Regions from separate parts of the Homo sapiens genome. Here region 1 is linked to region 2. The links are chromatin contacts, found by Hi-C in ENCODE. All regions are on one chromosome and are shown on one strand. The core of a region is the stretch at or near the end of the contact, and the rest is flanking DNA. Distances in the headings are between cores, read along the strand shown. Region 1 holds the start of ISCU (iron-sulfur cluster assembly enzyme). Region 2 holds the start of DEPDC4 (DEP domain containing 4).

Evidence for each region. Hi-C counts contacts between places; a loop is a spot of excess contacts on that map. Pooled maps may share reads with other maps.
Region 1: a pooled map shows a loop between it and region 2 (14-fold over the local background). The contact joins the promoter of ISCU here to the promoter of DEPDC4 in region 2. A Hi-C loop is called at or near these places in 3 of 50 pooled maps.

What each region holds. Positions count from the first base shown.
Region 1 is chr12:108,560,712-108,563,887 of GRCh38, reverse strand. It overlaps ISCU (iron-sulfur cluster assembly enzyme), which reads right to left and starts at 1,292. Exons shown (of 5, transcript NM_213595.4): 1 at 1,152-1,292. The coding sequence starts at 1,265. It overlaps SART3 (spliceosome associated factor 3, U4/U6 recycling protein), which reads left to right and starts at 2,715. Exons shown (of 19, transcript NM_014706.4): 1 at 2,715-3,045. The coding sequence starts at 2,734. RefSeq lists silencers at 63-112, 1,073-1,192 and enhancers at 803-872, 1,403-1,482, 1,553-1,612, 2,467-2,566, 2,577-2,636.
Region 2 is chr12:100,265,133-100,268,328 of GRCh38, reverse strand. It overlaps DEPDC4 (DEP domain containing 4), which reads left to right and starts at 1,250. Exons shown (of 10, transcript NM_001364818.2): 1 at 1,250-1,409. The coding sequence starts at 1,253. SCYL2 (SCY1 like pseudokinase 2) reads right to left here and starts at 1,152. Exons shown (of 18, transcript NM_017988.6): 1 at 537-1,152. RefSeq lists enhancers at 518-577, 588-657, 1,328-1,407 and silencers at 728-807, 908-957.

The sequences.
Region 1 (3,176 bases), core at 43-2,542, 8.3 Mb before region 2:
CCATGGCCCAGGGAGGGAAAGCTTTCTTAGAAGCCTTAAGGTGACTGTTACACAGGGAACAATGCTATGGAATGTGTACGTTTATGTGTCTTTTAAAATAAAAACAGTGCCATTACCGTATTTCACAGCCTGTCATCACCCTGGTGCAGCAGCGCACCCTGGCTGCTGAAAGGCTGCTAGTCCAAGTTTCTTCAGGGTGTACCCTCAACAAAACACACCCCCGGGAGGGGGAGGAGTGAAGAAGCCCTTGGAGAAAGGGCAGAAGCCAGATCACAATAAACATCCATTCGAACTGGCACACAGAAGGCCTTAATAACCTTGAGGTTTGGTTACTGGTTAGTAGTAAGCACGCCGATCTTCCAGTCCCCTTTTCCCCCCATCTGACTAAGGATTTTGACTCCAAGTAAAAGGGACCTCAGGATAGTATCTAATGTAGGGGCCTTTTGTGCCACGTTGATTTATGGCATTCTTTAGTTGTTTCTCGAGTGGGAGTCTCACGTCTGGGGGACTTTGTGCCACCAGACAGCAAGGGGCTGCAGACTATGAATCTATCCCTCCTTCCCCGCCAAAAAACCCCCCAAACAAAACAAAAACATTACGCATGTTGGTTACAAGCCTGACTCCCCTATGCACTCCTAAAGCAGTAACAGAAACGGTCTCCTCGTGCTGGGGCCTATGTGCCAGGAACCATGCCAGGACTCCACGCACAGTATCCTTTGTAAGGGACAGCTGAGAGCCCCCCATTTACACCTGGGGAAACAGGTTCAGAGAGGCGCAGTGACTAGCCCAAGGTCATCTGGCCAGGGCAGCGGAGTGGCTGAAGCCGGAGCCCGCTCCGGGGGTGTGTCTGTCCCTGGACTCAGAAAGACAAGTCCCAACAGGACCCTGCCTCCTGGGCTGTTGGCGAATTTAAAATTGGGACGCACGAAGTCGCGGCCAGCGGCGGGGCCCCCTGGAAGTCGCCGCCCGATGAGCGGTAACTGTTGTTTATCAGTTGCAGTGAGCCTCACTGCGCAGCAAGGGAAAGCGAGTCAGGGCAAAGACGTGGGAGGGGACAGCTCCCAGTCCTAGCTGCGCAGAACCCCGCGGCCGCCCCTCCAGCCCAGGCCTCCGCTGAGTCGGCATTCCGCGCGTCCCTCTTTTGTCCCTACCTTCTTGTGATAGAGTCGGGCCGGGGCCGACAGCTCCCGGGCGGGCAGGCGGGGGCTCCGCAGCAGCAGAGCCGATGCCGCCCGCCTCAGACGGAAAGCCCCAGCCGCCGCCATCTTGCCGGCTTGCGCCTGCGCCAGTCCAGAGCGACGCCGAGGGGCGGGGCGCGTCTGCGAGTCGGCTCCGAGCTGGGAGCGCGCCTCTCTGACGTCACCGAAGCTTTGCGCCTGCGCTTTACCGCTCCGTGCACGCGTCCGCCTTCTGGCCCCGCCTTGACCACGCCTCTCGGGGGCGGGCGGGGTCGGGAGCGGGAAGGTCTGAAGTCGCTGGAGGGCTTGTCCTGGGTGCTGGATTCTGGTTGAGACAGGACCTCAGGGCTTCTGCAGTGTGGGGCTCAAGTTCGCTTTCACAAATCCCGCTGCGGGAATGCGGCGCAGAGGAGCACCGAGTCCACTTTTCCTAACCCTATTTTGCAGCTAAGGAAGCCGAGATTCAGGGCAGTTTAGTAAGTCCGTCCAAGGTCGCTAAGGACTTATGTTCAATTAGAATTCGAACTTGGGTAATCCTGGGTTAGAATCCTGGTTCGGTTCCTTCCTGGCTGTGTGTCCCTAGACGAATGGTACCGGCTCGCTGAGTCTGAATCTTCCCTTTTGTATTAATTCGAGGACAATTGCTTCATCATGAAGCCAGCATCTGTGTCGAGTACCTACTATGTGTCAAGGCGCTCTACTAGACCCGGGGATCCAACGGAAAGCAAAACAGACATAATTCCTGCCCATTAAGCCTGCTAATGAGGGAGCAAGGTAGAGATAGAGACACACACCAATACTTTCCTACCTCAAAAATGGGAAGCTTAAGAAGGAAACGAATACCATGTCCTGATTGAAAAAAAATGAATATGTCTATTTTTCTCTCTAAAACAACAGCAAACTCAATTTATATGTCAGTGCCTAGCAATTAAGAATTTCTAAAGAAATGCGTATTAATGTAATTTACTGTTGGTTTGCAGTATGTGATCTTATAAAACCGGAAAACTCACGTGTATTTAACGTCTACTAGGTACCAGACGTTTACATAAAGGGGAGGAATCTGGGAAATGGATTTTTCTCTTGAATGGTGAAATCGATCCTTCCCCGAGGACCTGCAGTTTTCTTTGCGTTTGAGGCGCAGTTGCTGGGGAGAGTAAACCCAAGCGCCAGGTCACACTAGGCGATAAGTAAGGCATTTAATCGAAGAATCACTTTGACCTTCTCAAGATGGCGCCAAATTCTTCACTACAGACATCACTCTCGCTCCATGACTTCCTCTATGGCTTCCACTTCCTGCCCAAAGACCCAACTTCTGTCCGAAGTTGTGACGGAACGCATGCCATTATAATGAGTTTTTATATCTGGTGGGAGCTTTTACAGGGTATAAAATAATGTGAATTTAGTGTATGTGGAGATTTTCCTGTTATCTAAGTTCCCAGTTTCTCTTTCAATGGCAAGAAAACGGGTTTTTGATAAGGCGCGCGCCGCGGGCAGCTTCTGCCTCAGCGGGTCTTCGGCGGCCGCGGGAAGACCCGAGAGTCATTAGAAGCGCAAGATGGCGACTGCGGCCGAAACCTCGGCTTCAGAACCCGAGGCTGAGTCCAAGGCTGGGCCCAAGGCTGACGGAGAGGAGGATGAGGTTAAGGCGGCTAGGACAAGGAGGAAGGTGTTATCGCGGGCTGTGGCCGCTGCGACATACAAGACCATGGGGCCAGCGTGGGATCAGCAGGAGGAAGGCGTGAGCGAGAGCGATGGGGATGAGTACGCCATGGCTTCCTCCGCGGAGAGCTCCCCCGGGGAGTACGAGTGGGAATATGACGAAGAGGAGGAGAAAAACCAGCTGGAGATTGAGAGACTGGAGGAGCAGGTGGGCCCGGGGGTGGGCAGCGGGCATCTTCCAGTCTTTCAGGTCCTCGGGTCCCCATGTCCTGGCCCGCCTCCCTAGTCCTCGGCGGCGATAAAGCCGCCAAGGCTGCAAACCCGCTTTTCGTGACAGTA
Region 2 (3,196 bases), core at 1-2,500:
ACAGTGGCAGGCTGATTTGGAGCATTTTTGCTAAACTATTTATTTTTCAGAACGGAGATAGGCTACTTAGAAAACTCACTCATAGTATCCAATGTTTTTAGAAAGTGTCATCACAAATAATTCCTGAGTTTGACGTACTAAAAAATAGTTGACACCTTCCAATGAAGTCACTACAGGCATAGCGCTTTTAAGCAGCTTGTCTGGAGCCTCCTCGAGTGCCTTAGAGGGTGGATTTGATAATATGGCCTCCTTAATTACGGATCACAGGTATGTGCTCAAAGTCCAATAAGTTTTTGCAAGCTTTATCGGTCTAAACCCTCCTCCATCCGTATTCTCCCGTTTAGAAAAACAAGACTGCAGGAGTAACCGTGGGGTTTTTTCTCTTAACAAAACCCCTGCCCCACCCACCTCACACACAATAACCTTCCATTCCAGAACTAAAGCTACTGTCAGAGAAGGACGGCGGGCGGCAGGGCCCTGGCTGGTGACCCAGGCTACCGGATTCCGGACCTCAGAACTGAGGTGAACTCTCTCACCCGGTCCTAGAGTAGTGTCCAATGTCCCCGAAAGGTACTACGTTCTCCACCACCGAAACCCGAGCTCTCGAGCCGGCATGGGGGGCTCTCCCTCCGGCAGCTGACTTCGATCCCGGGTCTCCCGTCGCCTCAAGGCCTCTTTCGAGGACTCGGCCCTCTCGGATCCGCTCCCCGGAGCTCGCTGCTCGTCCAGCCCCGCTTTGCGCGGGCGCCGACCGCCGATCGCCCGGCCGGCCGCCGGCAGGCCCGTCACCAGGCAACACCCACCAGCCTGAGCGGCCCTGGGAGGCCTAACCCGGGCGCGAGTCCTCCATTCCCTCCTCGCCGGCTCCGGGAGCCCAGGCGAGAGAGCCGCCGGTGAGGGAGGTCGGTCGGTGCCGGCGGCCGGTCACTTACCTCTTCCTTCTTCCAGGAGGGGCGGTGCTGGGGCTCTTTCCCCCCGCCCCCCTAATAAACGCCTCCTGGCTGTTCCTGCTCTGCCTTCGTGCCTGGCCACTGACTCTGGCTTTACTCCATATCCTCCGCCGCCCCCGCGGCCGCAAACGTCGGAGCTAGAAGGAAAGGGGTGGGGAGGGGAGGGACCGGGGACGAAGAGTAAGGGAGGGGGAAAAAGACTAAAAGACCTGCCGGCCGGGGGCATGACGTCACTTCCTGCCGGTTCGGAAGAGGCGGAGCCAGTACTTCTCTCCGCCCCGGGTGTCAGGTGGGGCGGGGCTATGGTGCCAGGGGAGGAGCCAGCGCGCGAGCTTATGGCGGTTCTTTTGACTCCGAGGTTCCGTAGACTTGTCAGTCAGAACGAGCTTCCGGGCCCAGGGCTGAACGGGCCAAGTTCCAGGAACCGTAGAGATGGCTTCTGCCGGAAAAGGAGGACAGGTAGCCCTGTATATCCTAGCCAAATGTGCAGTGAAGGTGGAGGGGGCAGCTGAAGGGAGCAGGCGGCTGGGACTCTGCTCCTCATTGGTCCAGGGCCCCGCCCATTTCCTAGCCCCGCCCCCTTCCTGCCCTACCAGGCACTGGACTGGGGGACCCAGGACTGAGGCTTTTTAGGGGTTACTGTGGTGAAGTGCCCTTGGAGCGTGCAGGAAAGCGTTTTTTCTCAAACTTTAATATACATACGAATCCCTAGGATCTTGTGAAAGTGCAAATTCTGATTGAGGAGTAGGGTCTGATAATCTGCGTTTCTAATACATGTCCAGATGGCACCAATGCTGCTGGTCCCTAGGCTACACTTACAGCAACAAGGGGTTAATGTACTAGAGGGCAAATTCCTTGAGCTAGAGGAGTTATTTCTTTAATCTAGCCTACTTGTTTAATGAAGGTTAGAGAGGTAGACTGTCTATGGAAAACAGGCTGTACCGCTGTATTTTCCACCTACCCCGTCGAGTACCCTCCTGCCCACCTCCGCCCATCACTTTCTGGCCTCCCCTCCTCAGTCTCCGCTCTGCCCACAATGTCTGGGGATAAGATTTCTTGAGTGATTAGACGGGTAACTTCTGTTACAGAAGGAATTTGAGGGTGGTGGATTTTTATTTCTGTCATTTTATCGTAAACATATGTATAGTTGGGCATACTTTTGCGGTTATGCATAGTTGGAGAAGAGAGCTTAAGTTCTTGGATTCTACCCACTTCCCCCTGCAAATCTAGAAAAAACATTCTAGAAGTTCTAAGTTATTCCCTTATCATTCTTTAATTTTTTTAATTAATTTTAATTAAATTTAATTTTAATTAAAATTTTACTGGGGTACGGAAGAATGAAGAATGACTGCGAACTATAGGTTTCTTTGTGGAATGATGCAATGGTCTGAAATTAGATAATAGTGATGGCTGCACAACTTTGTGAATGTACTAGAAACACTGAATTGTACACTTTAAAAGGGTACATCCTCTTTCATCAGCCACCATTACAATCCTTCTTCCCCAAGGTTACTCGTTTGAAGTTTATTCTTCCAGATCTTTCTATTTATTTACATACATTTTTACATAGGTTGGGAATTCATTTTTACCTAAGTAGGATAATAATATACAAGTTGTTCTGCTCAGCTCATTTTTAAAAAATTTTTGTTTTGGGTTTTTCTTTTTCCCTACTTAATGAGATCCTTGCACACTATAAACATAGCTCTACTTCATTCTTTCTAATGGCTGGCTACTATTCTATAGTAAGGGTATACCATAATTTATTTAACTGTTTTTTTCAGGTAATAGACTGTTTTTTTTCCCTTGCCCAGGCTGGAGTGCAATGGCGTGATCTCGGCTCACCGCAACCTCCACCTCCTGGTTCTAGCAATTCTCCTGCCTCAGCTTCCCAAGTAGCTGGGATTACAGGCGTGCGACACCATGCCCAGCTAAATTTTTTTGTGTTGTATTTTTGGTAGAGATGGGGTTTCACTATGTTGGCCAGTGTGGTCTTGAACTCCTGACCTCCACCTGCCTCAGCCTCCCAAAGTGCTGGGATTACAGGCTTAAGCCACTGCGCCTGGCCAACTGTTTTTGTTTCTAATTGAGACAGGGTCTCACTCTGTTGCCCTGACTGGAGTGCAGTGGCAGGGTCACAGCTCACTGCAGCCTCGGCCTCCCTGGCTCAAGTGATCCTCCCACCTCAGCCTCCTGAGCAGCTGGGACTATAGGAGCACGCCACCATGCCCCACTAATTTTTTGTATTT